Linked DNA regions of Homo sapiens: region 1 is linked to region 2. Evidence: chromatin loops called from intact Hi-C (ENCODE). Cell type or tissue: CD4-positive, alpha-beta T cell. All regions are shown on one strand. Each heading gives the region's core, and the rest is flanking DNA. Links, peaks and the distances in the headings are about the cores only. Region 1 overlaps RAB30 (RAB30, member RAS oncogene family). Region 2 overlaps PRCP (prolylcarboxypeptidase).

Evidence for each region. A loop is a pair of places that touch in the nucleus more often than their neighbours do. Peaks named below come from ENCODE experiments on the same cell type or tissue, not always from the same donor. Only the 100,000 strongest peaks of a DNase experiment are listed, where the experiment ranks them.
Region 1: a loop joins it to region 2, with 5 times the contacts of the local background. A loop is called at or near these places in 8 of 110 quality-filtered maps.

What each region holds. Positions count from the first base shown.
Region 1 is chr11:82,985,644-82,993,980 of GRCh38, forward strand. RAB30 (RAB30, member RAS oncogene family) reads right to left here. Exons shown (of 5, transcript NM_001286060.2): 4 at 1,944-2,127. Among named protein-coding and RNA genes, the nearest start is that of SNORA70E, 52 kb to the right of the region's middle. In CD4-positive, alpha-beta T cell, for the core only: a CTCF peak has its summit at 4,402; no DNase peak of the experiment used is centred there.
Region 2 is chr11:82,863,818-82,872,154 of GRCh38, forward strand. The region is part of intron 1 of PRCP (prolylcarboxypeptidase); the gene reads right to left. Among named protein-coding and RNA genes, the nearest start is that of PRCP, 32 kb to the right of the region's middle. RefSeq lists an enhancer at 3,756-4,015. In CD4-positive, alpha-beta T cell, for the core only: CTCF peaks have their summits at 517, 724, 3,876 (motif pointing right) and 4,076; DNase peaks (open chromatin) are centred at 604 and 3,854.

The DNA of each region.
Region 1 (8,337 bases), core at 169-8,168, 120 kb after region 2:
GAGAGTGGAAACTTCATAAAAAAGGATGAAAAGATGTAGCTGTCAATTACAACATATGGACCTTACTTGGCTTTTTTTTTTTTTTTTTTTAAAGAGTCTGGCTCTGTCACCCAGGCTGAATGCAGTGGTGTGATCATAGCTCCCTGCAGCCTTCAACTTCTGGGCTCAGGTGATCCTCCTGCTTCAGCTTCCTGAGTAGCTGGGACCACAGGTAGATGCCATCATGCCTGGCTAATCTCGCTACATTGCCCAGGCTGGTCAGAACTGCTGGGCTCAAGCAATCCTCCTGCCTCAGCTTCCCAGAACACTGAGATTACAGGTGTGAGCCACCATGCCCGGCTTCTGGACCTTATTTGGATCTTAATTTGAACAAACAAACGAAAAAAAATCATGAGTCGATCAGGGAAATTTGAACACTGTCTAAGTTTTTAAGGATACTAAGGAATTGTTAACATATTTTAGGTGTAAAAATGCCACTGAGGTTAGGTTTTCTTTTTAAAAATCTATTAGAGATATACACAGATATTGAAACATGAATTAATACAACCTCTGAGATTTGCTTCAAAATAATCTGAGGGAGAAGGTGGACAGCATTGCTAGGGAAGAGAAAATAAGATTGGTCATGAGTTGGTAACTGTGAAAGCTGGGAGATGTGTAGAAGGGGATTCACTATACTGTTTCTCTACTCTTGTTTATGTCTGAAATTTTCCATAGTAAAATTGTGTTTTAAGCCAATTCCTCTTTCATATTGAACTAACTGTCTCCCCTCAAATCTTCATTTACCTTCCTTAGATAAAATCCCAAGTAGTAATGCTTTGACTCAAGTTCCCAAAGGCTTTCTGTAAAACAGAAGGTACAAATGCAGACCTCTCAAATGCTTTATGGCAAAGGTTCAACATTGTCCAAAAGGGTTTTACAGGGAGCACTAGCTCATAGAAACACAGATGCTTCATCCAGCAGCCTGAAGGAAAAGTCCAGCAATTTGTTACAACGTAACATATTACAGCTGGACAACTACAGGGCTTGGAGTTGATCTTACATGCTATGTGACCTTGGGAAAAGAACTTCACCTCTTTGAGCCGTGGTTTCCTGATCTGTAAATCAGGGATCATGACACATAAAGTTCCTCGTATCATTCCTGGCACATATATACCAATTATAACACTATTCTAAAGTGTTTACTGAGCTTATTATTAACCATAATTTGTAACTTAACAATGCTTCTAAGGATCTCTACTCAAATTTCCCTAATTCAGGTATTGCTAGACTATATAGGAACGTTCCTTTCTAGGAAGAAAATATGTTAATGATCAAATGGTTACTAACACTTTTCCACTACAAACAGAGAAGTTTTTAATGACCTGGTCCATTTCAATGCATATATCAGTCATGATAGAAAATCAAGGGTTGTTTTGTGCTTTCCCCCCATACTAAATAGAGGTTTTATTCTCCTACAAGATGAAACAAACTACAGCATTGCCCTTAGCAGATTCTTTCTGAAACACAGAATTTCTCAAATCAGCCTAAATGTTAGGAAGGGAAAAAAAATTACCAAAATCCACCTTTTAGGCAATAAACAATTGCTTCAATAATGAATTCCATATCAACTTAAAAGATACATTTTTCTTCTAGAACAGCCATTCCTTTCATCTTGTAATTAGACTTTTTAAATTTTTAGCAGCTCACATAACTTTCATGGCCATCCAACTTCTTCCCTAGAGCCTACATTGATAGAAAATGTTTTCTACTTTATTTTTCTAAACTGTCACCATGGGATAGGACCTATTTCATTTTCTCTTCAATTGCAGAAGAACTGAAGGTTGACTGCATGAATTATTAGCTAAAGACTATATTCTTGGAAGGCACCAATGTATAAGCTTTATGTGATTATAAATCCTCTAATGCCCACAAATCAATTTCCCTCCTCGTTAGCCCTTACTTACCCACTAACACAGTGATGACCTTGTTGCTGGCATATTGTTCTATCTCCCGCAGCCACTCAGGAAGGCAACGGAAGGATTCCTCACAGGTAATGTCATAGGTGAGGATCAAGGCATTGGCGCTTCGGTAGTAACTCTGGGTAATGGACCGAAATCTCTCTTGACCTGCTGTGTCCCAGATCTGTAGCTGTAAAGGCATAAGATAAGAATCAGGTGAAGAAGGATCAGGTTGGAGAAAAAAAGAAAAAAAAAGCTTTGCCTTGCTTTGGTTTGAAAATGGGTACACCTTTACCCAAACAATTTCATGGTTATTTTCTGCCCTAAAAAAAAAAAAAAAAAAAAAAAAAAAAGCACTGAAAATTAAAAAAAAAAAAATCTGTTGGGTGTGTTTCTGGTTAGGGAGAGGGGCTTATTTTGTTTTGTTTTGTTTTTTCTTTGTTAAGAGTTTCCTTTTCATTCTTAAAAAAATACATATAGGAAATTCGTCAAGCATTTATTATGTGCCAAGCTCTATTCTAAGCATTTTACCTGTGGCAACTCACTTATTCCTCACAGTAACCCTATGAGGTAGATACTATCATAATACCCATTTCTTGCATGAATAAACTGAGGCACAGTAAGATTAATTAACTTGTTCAGCATCTCATAGCCAATATGTCCCAGAACCAATTCAACCAGGCATTGTGGTCCCAGAGTCCCCGTTCTTACTCACAATGCCATATTACAAAAGGCATGATACAGGGCAAGCTGTGACTGTTGGCATTTAATCAGCAACTGGAGGGAGAGCCAACCTCACCACTTTTCCAGTTCAAAATTCAAATGGATGTATTAAGGTATTATCTTTGTTAAAGAAAACAGGAATCATGCCATGGCAGACAACAATATAATTTTCCTTCAGGTCTCTTAAGTTCTATGACCTTGGCCAAGTCACTTAATCTCTTTGGGCTTTGATTATTTCTTTATAAAAAGTGGTTAATAACACACAACCTGCTGAAGGTTCACTTTTTCTGCAGTTATCTACCAGTTCTAAGTCCTAATAACTAATAATTCTAATAACAAAGAAGAAGACAATACTTGTCAATTTCCCTGCACAGAGTAGACAACTACTGAAAACGAATTATTCTCCAGGGTGGCTGCTAAGTGTAGAACAAAACACAAGGCCTTGAGAAATAAGAACATCAACAAAAACAATAATCTTTCCTTCTAATTGCACGAATTTCACAGGTCACAGGTGTATTCATGTCCAGGGACATAAGATTGCTTCCTCAGGAAGGCTTTCCAGAACCTTCAGATTAGGCTAGGTTCCCCACCCCCCCACCCCACACAGTCTCTCTTGCGATACATCCTGTCATTCTCCCTCATGGCACCTGACATGCCTGAATCATTTATTTGTAATAATTTGTTTAATAGCCATCTTTCCCACTAAACTGAAAGCTTCATGAGGGAGACGTCAGGGTCCATTTAGAGCAAATAGAGCACTTGGCAAATAGGAGGTGCTCAAATATTTACTGATGGTCTCATTTAATCTTTACAACAATCCAGTGAGGTAGGCAAGTGTACACCTCCCCGTATTAATGGAAACTGTCCCTTAACTAACTGGTTATTCACAAAGCTAGGACATGGCATCCAGGCCTTCTATTTCCAGTTGAGGACTCATTCCATGCTCCCATGCTGCTGTTGCCACCAAAGACTAACTAAAATGTGCATCTGTATCCAAAGAGGATGAATCCATTGCTGTCACCCTCTGCTCATACTAGCTTAGCTAAAGAGACTGCTGAGTGACCCGTAGTCCCTGCCATGAATCAGCAGCACACAAAGGCTCTCCTTTGATCTGCAGTTGCAGCTGCTCTTCGATGATACACATGAAAGCCTGTGTATGCTAAAGGCCACTGTACAGATGTTACGGTTTTTGCTGGGACAAAGGCTATTTCTCTTCTCTGCCTCAAACCTAGGGACACGGTTCCCCTCTGCCAGGATGTGTCTTAGAATAATGGGCTATTGTTTTAAAGCTGCACTGAGCCCCTAAAACACTTGTGATTGCGATTTAGGAACTGTTCAGTATTAGAAATCAGTGTGTTCCCACATCTTGAGAACAGCTTCGAGGGTTAAAGTCACTGAAATATTTTCTAGAACAGCGATTGTATGAGCATGCCAAGATATGTTACCTTCTCATAGGGGGCTGCCTGTTTCTAGCTGACAGTTGATTATTGAGGATATTCATATTCTACTGCCTTTGTCACTCAACTTGGTTTCACCATTCTCTGCAATTCATTTGCGCCTTTCGGCATCTATAGGACATTAATATATGCAAGGTACTGTGCTAGGCACATGGAGTATATAAAGATGAATAAAACACAGGGAGGATATAAAGATGAATAAAATCAACGCTGATTTCAAACAGCTCACAGTCTATAGAAAGGACACACACAGTTAATTAACTATAGCAGAATACAAGATGTTCTATTAAAAAGGAAGAGAGCGTCTCCTGCTGTTAGTCTCATGCCTGTCAATATGTTTTCAATACTGTAGCCACGGGCTTTCTAACCACTCTCACCTTCAGCATGTGGCTACATTGTTTGTCTACTCTCTTCTCTGCACCACTACTTAAACTCCATTGCCTCACCGTCATAATAATGTACTGCAATCATTGGTTTACTACTCTACTACTGAGTTCTTTGAGAGCAAAGGCTGTCTTTTATTTGACCTTACACCCCCAGTACCTTCCTAACACAGCACACAGCACGTGGTAGAAACATTTGAATGATGGCTAACTAAATGAACAAAGGATTGTGGAATCACAAGGGAGGAACTGGTCAATTCTACTTAACAGATTAGTAGGGTATTAAAGAAGATTTCACAGATGGAGCTAGATGATAGTAAGTTCCTAAGGGGCAGGGATGCTTTACCACCACAGTGCTTGGCACAAAACATTTACTACAACACAGGATGGAGGAATGAATGGATGGACAGATGGTTGAAGAAACAAATACATATAAATACTTTCATGACTCTCCTATCTATCAACATAGATCTGACTGGAAAGAGATACAGCAAATCTTCTATTTCTATTATGATTTATCTCTTAAGGCTAAAATGGTTTAAATTGAGCTTAGAGTTTTTCTTATTACTCATTAATTTATAATAGACTAAAATATATATGAGAAAGTTCTGTGTTTTTTCCATTTTTTTTATTCTGCTAAAACATACATAAAATTTATCATTTTAACCACTTTTAAGCATACAGTTCAGTGGTCTATATATGTTTTAATTATATTTTCTACCAGAGGTCACCTTCATAATGCAGACCCTTTTAAGAGAAGGGCCTCTTCATTAATTTTGTTTTTACTGATTTGGCGCTTACTTGGCCTTAATAGCTACAAAAATCTAATACCTTGGATTCCCTGCCTTCAATCCTGGGAGCCATCCTGGAAAAAATGATACTTGTAGAGGACACTGATGAGGGTGTCAGGAGAGTGGTCCTGCCACTCACCAAGCGGGTGATGCCATACGAATCACTGGTGGATTCTCTTATCCACTGACTTTATGAGGCTCTGGGAAAGCCCGCAAACTACTAGCAAAAAGACACTTTAACATCACTGAGAAAAGATACTCAGTAAATGTTAAAGAAGAAGGATGACAGGCTGGATGTGGTATCTCATGCCTGTAATCCCAGCACTGTGGGAGGCTGAGGCAGAAGGATTACTTCAGCCCAGGAGTGATCAACATGGCAACATAGTGAGACCCCATCTCTACAAAAAATAAAAATAAAAATGAATAGCTGGGCATGGTGGCACACACCTGTAGTCCCAGCTACTTGGGAGGCTGAGGTGAGAGGATCACTTGAGCCTAGGAGGTCGAGGCTGCAGTGAGCTGTGATTGCACCACTGCACTCCAGCCTAGGCAACAGAGCAAGACCCTTTCTCAAAAAAAAAAAAAAAAAAAAAAAAGATGACAATAAGACAACTATGCAGTTCTGCCCTCTTCTAAGAAAGGATTAAAGAAGTTGTTCCTCATATGCCTACATGTTAATGAGGCCCTTAAATTCATGTGGTTGAAGAGGGCCACCCTGTATCTTTATTTTATATATTGGGCTTGAAAGAATCACAGGCAAGTTGATTTGGACTGGATTTGGGAGATGAGCCAACTGTCACTTTTTATAGATAAAGTTCTAGAAGCCTGAAGAAGTACTGGGGATAGAAAGTGTGCTGTGAATACAAATATGAGTAAGACACAAACCTTGCTCTTGGGGAGCCTGTGGCCTTATGGTGGAGTCAGATGTTATAAAAATATCAATTTTTGCAGTGTAATAAGCACTTTTTAAAATAAGGTTTGCAGAAAGTAGAATAAATGGAATATTTATGCCTGGGAATTCAGGAAAGAAAAATAAGCCTGTTCTTTAACAGCAGGGACCATTCCTTATTCACCCTTATTTATGGCCAGTGCCTGGAAGGTAGTAGGCACTAAATCAAATAAATGAACTCATATATATATGAATGGAAAACCCAAATATCTGGAAGTAAAATGCATGAAATAGTAGTTATCTTTACCCAACTCCTTGGGTAACTACCTCCCCTCCACTAGGACAACAGAAAGCTACAAAAGGCTCCTCCCATCAATGCCTCCTGAGCACACTCCTGTCTCTCTTTCCTGTCCCCACAGCCTAGCTCCTTCTTCCCACCCCCCACACTATTTTTGTTCACTTTTTAGTTAGCATTTATGTGGATTTCATACCCTGCTTTTATCTTCCAGTGCTCCAGCTCCCCATTCACTGCTGTATTTGGTGTGGATGTCTCTGCAGTATGAGCTATTTTAAGGAGTCAGGGCTGGAAGAGACACTGAGAGAGCTTCTGGCCCCCATTCAAGGACCTCCTCCTAAACACTTCTCTGTGATGGCAAGTATCTAGAAAATGCTGAAGAGCATTATGGAGCTTCTCTGCTCTTCCCAAGGCACTCAAAGGAAGGAGAGCATGTACGTATGGGAGAAGGATGCAAATAAATGGACCCAAACATAGGATGCTTAGGTTGGGAATCAAGGTAGAACTCTAAAATGCCAGTTTTCATTGTGCTGCTGATAGCTGGGCTATCCTTCCTTTCCTTCCTTCTTTCCATCCCTCCCCCAGCCTTCTCTCTCTCTTTCTCTCTCTCTGTCACCAACACACACACACACACACACACACACACACACACACGGTCTCGTTCTGTCACCCAGGCTGGAGTGCAATGGCACAATCATGGCTCACTGCAGACTCAACTTCCCAGGCTCAAACAATGCTCTCACTCAGCTTCCCGAGTAGCTGGGACTACAGGCGCATGCCACCATGACCAGACAATTTTTTATCTTTTGAAGACATGGAGTCTCGCTATGTCTTCAACTCCTGGCCTCCCAAAGTATTGGGATTATAGGCGTGAGCCACTGTACCAGGCCTTGGCTATCACTTCTTTCCATAAAACCCAGCTCTGAAGAGCCAACTGTGGAACTTCAGTAACTCTGACGGCAGGTAGAGCACAGTGCCAAACATCAGTATATTTATCCTCCTTCCAGGTGATTTAGTCTCCCTTCACATTTCTTTCCATCACCTTCCTCCTTTCCTTGCTCCAGGTGATAGGCCTAGTGTGCCTTTCTTCCCTTCTTCTTTCATGGCAGAGGAGACCCCAGAAAGGCAGTGGGGTGTACTGGTTGGTGAAATGGGTTCAAATCCTGCCTGTCCCCCTTCCTATACTTATCTATGTGTAGCCATGGATAAGTAAGTTATTTAACCTCTCTGAAGCCAGTAAAACGAGGATAATACCACTTACCCCACAGGTTTACAGTAAGGACTAAACTAAATATAACATATGTAAAAGCACCCAGCAGAGGCACTGACAGATTGTAGGTACTCAATAAACATTCTCTCCTTTGTCCTGTTCCTGGACACACCATACTTCTTCCAAGTACCAAATCATCCAGAAGCCACAAAGGCTGGAGGGGCAGGAAGCAGGGGCTAGAGAGCATGTATCCTTTCCCATACTCCTCATTTAGTGTCTTTCCTTTTTAGAGACAAGGATATGAGAGGAGACAGGATAATTTAAATAAGTGATTCATAATGAAATGTAGAAATCGGGAGGCTCTTTCATGGGGCTGCTGTTTAGAGGAGGTAGCACCTGCTTATTGGCCCAGCTCAAGAGATCCAAAAAGAAATTTCTTCCTTATCTTTATGTCACTTGTGACATGACAGGAGACAGGACAAACTTGCCTTAGCCATTTTCTGTCTTCTAATCTGTAAACACATCATCCAAAATTCCTTCCTTCCCCCATAAAAAAGACTAGAAGAACTCTGGAAATAAGCCATTATGGCTGAGTGCATTGTTTCCATGTGGGTTTCAATTAGGAGATTTAATAAATGGTTATGAAAGCAGT
Region 2 (8,337 bases), core at 184-8,183:
TACTCCTGCTCCCAGCAATCAGCCTTGATTGTTAAGATTGGGGAAAAGAGAGAGGAACCCTGGCAAGAAAGCAGACTTCGGAGTTAAAAGACCTGAACTTGAATCTCTTCTAACTGTGAAGCCTCGGGCAAATTACTTAACCTCTCTGAACCTTAGTATCTTCCTGTATAAAATAAGGATAACCACATACAATTCAAAGGATTTCTGTGAGGATAGGGAAAATGCACCTAATGTACCAGGCATAGTTCCAGATATATACGTGCTTAAAAGATGTTAGTTCTCCTCTCTATCCCATTTGCACACCAATCCTAAGCACGGAGTACTTAGATGGGAGACAGATTAAGTTCTTCACAGAATTACAGGACCTTAGAATGTCAAAATCTCCTATTTTCTGAGTGCTTCACCTAGGTGCTAAACAACTGGAAATACGTAGTGAAATGTTCTTTGCACAACATGAATTTACAGAATTTCCTTGGCTCCTTCCTATCATCAAGGATATCAACTTCTGGCTAGATAACTAGATAGTTTTCAACACCTAATGGCCAGGCACACTAGGGGCAGCATGCCCTCTGCTGTTGAGAAGTGGGACCCACGTGCCACTCCCTGTTCTGGGCTCCTGAATAAAGATTTTATGAATTACAACACGGAAAGGTCACAAGGGCCTTAGAAACCATTCCGTCTGTGTTGCTCAACTGAAGAAATTAGGCTCGAAGAGGTCACATGACTTAGCCATGGTCACAAGGCAGAGGCAGAGCTAGAACTTTATTTTTGCAGTTTGGTTTATTGAACCAATTAAAATAAATAATAGCATGGTAAAGACAACACCGTATGACCTTGGAAAGGAAACAAACCTCTCTAGTCATGCACAGCAGTTCTTTCTAGCACGTGGTCCTAGAAATTTCATTTTTTCTTTTTTATAATTTTTTTTATGGCCCAAGAAATTTCAAAACATGCTTCCCCACTTTACCATGTGGAGGAGAAATAGATCTGTGAGAATGGGTAGGCAAGAAGAAAAGAGACCATCCTTTAAATGATGTTTATTGTATAAAAGTAATTATTTGGACTTTAAAACCACTCAAGAATAAAGTTCGCATCCAGAAAAATCAGTAGCAACATTACATCTGTTAGTTTTGATGGCAACTTGGGGACAGCGGGGGTGGGAGAGGTGGGGATGGGAGGGAATAACACAGAGCACCTACCACGTGTCTGCCACAGTGCTGTTGCTCTACACAGATCCCTTCACCATCTCGGCAGTTACCCTCTGGGGCCACTTTCATCACCCAGTTTTAAAATAAGAAGGCTGATGCTCAGAGAGGTCAGAGAGCTTGCCCAAGGTAATGTAACTAATAATTAGGAATCAAATGTAATTCTTTTCATGTGCTTTTAACCCCTACCCAATCCCGCCTCCAAGAAAACCCAGATCTTTATACTCCTTGCATTATAACACGCTCATGCAGATAAAGCTGACTATAAACTTCAACCCTCGGTAGGCGACACTTAAGAGTGAGTATCTTTCTCCTAAATTTGCAAAATGAAGGACAAATCTCCCAGCCATTTACTAACAGTTACATTGCAGAATATGTGGAATGTTGGTCTTTTCACTGACCTGACAATAATTGTTACTACACTACTATTGCTAACTCCATTAGGCCACTGATAAAACCAAAATCACATTGGCTCCTTCTTGGCAGCCTTCGGTTTTAGAAAATTCAGTATGCAGTTGGATTTATTCAGGCACCCAGACATCTAATAACAGTTAACTAAAATTTTACTAAAGATACAAAAAGTATACCCAGAGATATACATGACCAAAAAAATTAACTTACGCCTCCAATAAATCAAAGCACCTTAAAGGAGTTTTTCATGTGCTCTGGTTTCCAACTCTAATGCAGAGATCTAAAATAAAATAAGACCCTCTTTCTCCCATTTGATGTGTGTGTCTTATATTAATTTGGGGATTGTGGGGTTACATTCCATTAGAGTTCTTAAATGGAGACTGACAGCTTTCTGGGCAAGCTTGATATGCCCTGAAAGGATGGACACTTTTATGTTAGAAGAACACGGGTTCCCAAAGAAGGACTAAAACATGGAAGGAAGGTGGAGTTTAGACAAGCCCTAGATCTACAGTTGGAGAAGGATGGATGTCTAGGAGTGGATTCCTACTAAGTTGTCCCTCACACATGGGCACCCTAGAGGTAGGACAAGATCAGAGAGCAAGCCACATCTTATGAGTCAGATCTCTGGCTCTTGGATGACTCCTGGTTTATTTCTTCTTTATTATGTCAAGGCCTTTCAAAAACCCTGCTTAAATGTTCTACCTTTACTCATCCATACAATGAAGATACCAGAAAGTATTGGAGATTAAATTTGACTTAAAGAATTAAAGAGGAAACGGTATCCCCCAGTGAGTGTAGTGGTAGCAAAGGAAATGTTTACAAGTCCCTCCAAGAGGAAGGTGAGTCCAAGAAGATACTGTCCTCCCTTCCCACGAAGATGCTCTCGTCATTGCCAACCTTAGAGGGTCGAGCTTCCATCTTAACAAAAAGGGTGGAAGTCCTCTCAGAGATATGCTTCAAAGGCAATCATCTTCGTATGTAATAAGACACTGCTCCTCTTTACACATACTTCTATAAGTGTTAACCAGGAGACAGAACTGCATTCCCTGACTCCTATGCTTTTTTTTTCCTAACATGCCCCTAATCTTAAAAATGAGACTCTTAGAAATAAATTTATTTAAAGAGAAAATGGTAAATGAGAAAGGGAAGCAAATAAGTGATAATGGGAGAGTCCATCATGGGGAAAATTTAGTGCCCCAGCCTCCTATACTCAGATGGTTTGAAAGGCAAGAACACAATAGCTACCACAGTGCCCTTGTACATGGCAGATACTTTATAGATAATTGTTTTTAATTTTTTTTTTTTTGAGCCGGAGTCTTGCTCTGTCACCCAGGCTGGAGTGCAGGGGCGTGATCTCGGCTCACTGCAACCTCCACCTCCCGAGTTCAAGCAATTCTCCTGCCTCAGCCTCCCAAGTGGCTGGGATTACAGGTGCCCACCACCACACCCGGATAATTTTTGTATTTTTAGTAGAGACAGGGTTTCACCATGTTGGCCAGGCTGGTCTCAAACTCCTGACCTCAAGTGATCCACCTGCCTCAGCCTCCCAAAGTGCTGGGATTACAGGCATGAGCCACCGCGCCCGGCCATAGATAATTGCTCAACTGATGCAGTTTAAATCTTCTAAGTAAGTGGTTCTTGTGTTTCTGATTATGAGGTTCCCTTCTTAATGTTAAAATTATCACAGATGTGTTATATATTAGTAGCCAGTGCTTGAGAAAATATGAGAAGCTATTATAAATTCAATAATGGTATAAATAAATATCACAACAGCATCTATCTATGTGGAAAAAAAAATTGTGCTTAGTAACCAAATGGGGAGAGAAAACACCCTCTCGAAAAATTCTGCAGTGCTTAATAACCTTTCTTTCCTCAAACCAAGAACTCCTGGGCCCAGAGGGGGAATTGCTAAGTTATCAAAATGCTGTGAAACCAAAACACTCTTTGCTTTACTGCTAAAACAGAGGTGAAAATATCCTGCCGTTGAGAATACCTAAAATGCTCCAGTAAATCAAGAAATAACATGTTTTGACAAATAACAGTTAAGTGTTTCATTAGAGGGAGATTCTATCTGTTGGTCAAACAGCTCTGTGAAAGCACCACATAATCAATGCCTTCCCACGGCTTCAGGAAGCTTTGTACTAGAAGAATTACCGGGCCACAGCTCAAGCTCCCAAATTAGAGATAAAGTGCTGCTGTAATCAAGCACTGCATATAAATTTTAGGAAATGACACACCACCAGAGGGCGCCCTTATATAAGTAGTAAAGTCGGAAAGACCATTACTTTTTTTTTGTTTGTTCTCTAAGAGACGGGGTCTCCCCTCTGTAGCCCAGGCAAAGTAGAGTGGCCAGATCATAGCTCACTGCAGCCTCGAACTCCTGGGCTCAGGCGATCCTCCTTCCTAAGCTCGAGAGTAGCTGTAACTAAAGGCGCACACCACCACACCCGGTTTGTTAAGTTTTAAATTAAGTTTCAGAAAATCTTAGGACAGAAAGGGAACTTAGATCTCAAGTCCAAACTCTTGGATAAAAAACAGACACAGAGGCCAATTATTTTAAATCTTTCTTTTCTAAATAAATATATTATATGTTCACATGATTGAAACAACAATCATCCCCCTTCTTTTTAAAGTCAGGATTCAAAATCTGTGCTGTCAGAAACCAGGATATTGGTTACCAGTGCAGGGGAAAACTGACTGTAAAAGAGAATGAGGGGATTCTGGAGTTAGGATAATGCATTGTTCTGTATGTATAATAAGATAATTCAAAAGCAGATTGATAAACATTTAAAATCTCATTGAAGATATATATTATTTTACAAGATACATGTTTATATTTCTATTTCACTATACAGGCATATGTAAATTATATTGCACTAAATCACATTAATATTAAATTTTTCTTTCATTTAAAAATACTTATTGAGTGCTCACTAAAAGGCAGGTATTAAGAAAAAAACTAAGATACAATTCCATTTCTCAAGTTCTGGAGAATCTAACAGAAATGATTAATGTGCTAGTAAACAACCAAGCAGTGGTGTGGTTAAGTTCTGTATACAAAGCACTGTGGGAGCTCAGAAGCCAAAGTCACCACCCTGCCTGAGGAAATTACAGAGGGCTGCACCAAGGAGGTAATATCTGAGCTGAAACACAGAGAAGAATTTTTTTTTTTCAGGTACAAAAGAGCATTTCAAGCAAAGGAAGAAAAACATGTGCAAGGCTATGATGAGCTATACAGAATGAGCATAAATTCAGGAACTGTTGTTTTACGGCAAGAGGTTTATGAGGGGAAGACATGGGAGATGAGATTAGACTCACTGGGCTGCCACAATGGCTCACACCTTTAATCCCAGCGCTTTGGGAGGCTGAGGCGGGAGGATCAAATTGAGGCCAGGAGTTCGAGACCAGCCTGCCCAACATGGCAAAACCTCTTCTCTACAAAAATACAAAAAATTAGCCAGGCATGGTGATACACGCCTATAATCTCAGCTACTTGGGAGGCTGAGGCCCGAGAATCACTTGAACCTGGGAGGCAGAGGTTGCGGTAAGCCAAGATCACACCACTGCATTCCCACCTGGGTGACAGAGCAAGACTCTGTCTCAAAAAATAAATAAATAAATAAGGAAAAAGAAAAACCTAGGCCAGGTGCACTGGCTCACACCTGTAATTCCAACACTTCAGGAGGCCAAGGTGGTAGGATCACTTGAGCCCAGGAGTTCAAGACCAGCCTGGGCAACATAGCAAGACCCTGTCTCTACAAAAAATAAAAATATTAGCCGGGTGTGGTGGTACATGCCTATAGTCCTAGCTACTCAGGACGCTGAGATCAGAGGATCCCTTGAGCCCAGAAGTTCAAGGTTACAGTGAACTATGATCATGCCACTGCACTCCAGCCTGGGCGACAGAGTGAGACTCCATCTCAAAAAAAAAAAAAAAGAAGAAGAAAAGAAGAAAAGAAAGAAGGAAGAAAGGAAGGAAGGAAAGAAAGAAAGCGGTATAGAGAGACAGAAGAAAGAGAAGGAAGGGAAGGGAAAGGAGGAAGGAAAGAAGGAAGAGAGGGAGAAAGGGAGGAAAGAAACCTAGCTGAAATCCAAGATTGTTTCTCTAAACCAACAGTGAATGAAAAACATCCACTGGAAATAGACTCAAATAGGCAGGGACTTTTTTCTGTTTTGTCCACTTCTGAGTACACAGTGACTGGAATAAGGCCTGGCATGTAGTAGAAGACCAATGAATATATAGAGAGTAAATGAATGCATGCATGCATCATGGCTCTGCAGTTGGTATAAAAACAAAAATGAGAATGGAAAGCAAAGTTCCCAAGAAGGTCAAGTTTGTGCAGGTTCATTTATTGGGTGGGTCTGTTCCCAGCTTTGGAAGAGTTGCACAACACTGTAGTTGGATGTGCCTTTTGCCCAGTGACAAATCACATGCCTAATGGAGAACCCAAGCCTTAAATCTAAGAGCACCACATAACATTTGGACTGCTGAGGAAGCAGGAAATGCATGCCTTCTGCTGGGTGAAGAAACAGTTCTATATAACTACAAATAATATGGACAGAAGGCCAACATTGCAGGGAGTGCAGGAGAAGGACTAATCAGCATTTTACCAAAGCATATTACCTAAAATATAATTGATCTTGGTGACAAGGTTATAAGTCAAAGTTTTTAAGACTGGAAAGGACTTTAAAGTCATGGCTGTCAGCCAGGACACAATAACTTTACCTGAGAAACAGCTTTCTGTAAAATGTACAACATAGCAGCTCGTTCAGCAGCATACTAGTGTTTGGTGAATCCACATGTGCTGCAAAATGTTGATTTGATCAATGTGTAAAATTTGTGTTTCCAACAACAGAGTTTTAAGAAGGAAGAAACAGGGAAGAGGTATAATACCCTAGGACAAAAAGTAATTGGAGGGAATAGTTGAGACTCTAGGTAAGTGAGGGATATGTGATGCTGCGAGATCCTGGGAAGGAAGGAGGGAATGGGGTCAATAGCACCAACAGAAGGATCTGACTTGGGAACCCCTTCTCCACTGGGAAACAGATGGATGCAAGAGTTATCTTTCTAATTACCGAGGGAGGAAACTAAAAGGATTCTAGTTAAAATGCCTCTCATATAACACCTTAGTTTTTAGTCAATGAAGTAAAGGGACAAAGTAATCTATTAAAAGAGATAGTAAAAGAGAGCCTAGGATGGCAATGATTTAAAGACAGAGGTAAAAGTTCAGCATGGAAGAAAAAACTGATGCCTAGGCCTCCATAAAGCTCCTGAGGTTGGAGACTGAATTGGTATGCACAATAATCTGCCGCTTAGCAGATATTTACAACCCAGGAGCAGGAGCAGAGAAGTTTAATGGTTGGATAAAACTAGGATGAGAATGTCATAAAGGGGTTGTGAGAGGACAGGGGGCAAGAGAATTAAGGTCATTCCTATCTTCATGCAGCCTGAATATGCCCAGAGCTATGAGGTCCTGTCCACCACAGACAAATGCTGCCATAATCTGTTTGCTGATTTGCAAGGTAATCTAAACTATGCTGTATTTATTCTATTTTAAGGAGTAAATAATCTTGCCAGAACTCATATATATGATATATAAGCATTTCAATAATAATCTCATAAAAATAATGTAAGGCTGCATATCATCAAGGCCTTGAAAGTTTATATTCTTCTGCTTTGTTAAACATAAGATGATGTGTTACTGATTTTCTTCCTTTATAGTCTATTGTTCTAAATGTTTCTCTTTTTTTTTTTTTTTTTTTTTGAAACAGAATCTGACTCTGTCGCCCAGGCTGGAGTGCAGTGGCATGATCTTGGCTCGTGCAAACTTCGTCTCCTGGGTTCAAGCAATTCTCCTGCCTCAGCCTCTGAGTAGCTGCGACTATGGGCGTGCCCCACCATTCCCTGCTACTTTTTGTATTTTTAGTAGAGACGGGGTTTTGCCATGTTGCCCAGGCTGGTCTCGAACTCCTGAACTCAAGTGATCCACCCGCCTTGCCCTCCCAAAGTGCTGGGATTATAGGCATAAGCCATTGCACCTGGACTGTTCTGAATGTTTCTTCTATACATGCAAAATATTCTCCTGACACCACTGTTATAACTACATCACATCTTCTGAGAGATAGAGGCTGGTATCTGCTGGTATAATGTAAAAGGACAAAGACCCCTCAACCTCCAAAAAAGGCAAAAACCACGTTTCTCACGAACAGGAGTTCAGACCTGTGATCTATGTAACTCACAATCCAATCTTGCATACTACCACTCCTCCTGCAAAGAACTGTGATGACCTCATAAATCTTCTGTTCTCCAACTGAGCAACCCCAGTTCTTACTATTTCCCATATAACACTATATTCTAAAGTCCTCCTAACCCTGCTCACACTGGATTAATTAACATTCCCTCTTACAGATGGTGTGCCCAGAGCTGAGTACAATATGTAACGTGGTCTAATAAAGTGCCTTGCTCATCACTGGCCAGGAATAAATAACCGATGAGTGTGCTTATAGACCTTATCCATGGTTTTGCTTTCTGCAGTTTCAGTTACCCATGGTCAACCATGGTCAGAAAATAGGTGAGTACAGTACAACAAGATATTTTGAGAGAGAGAAAGAGACTACGCGTTCACATAATGTGTCATAGTTGTTTATTATTCATTATTGTTGTTAATCTCTTATTGTGCCTAATTTATAAATAAAACTTTATCACAGGTATGTATGTATA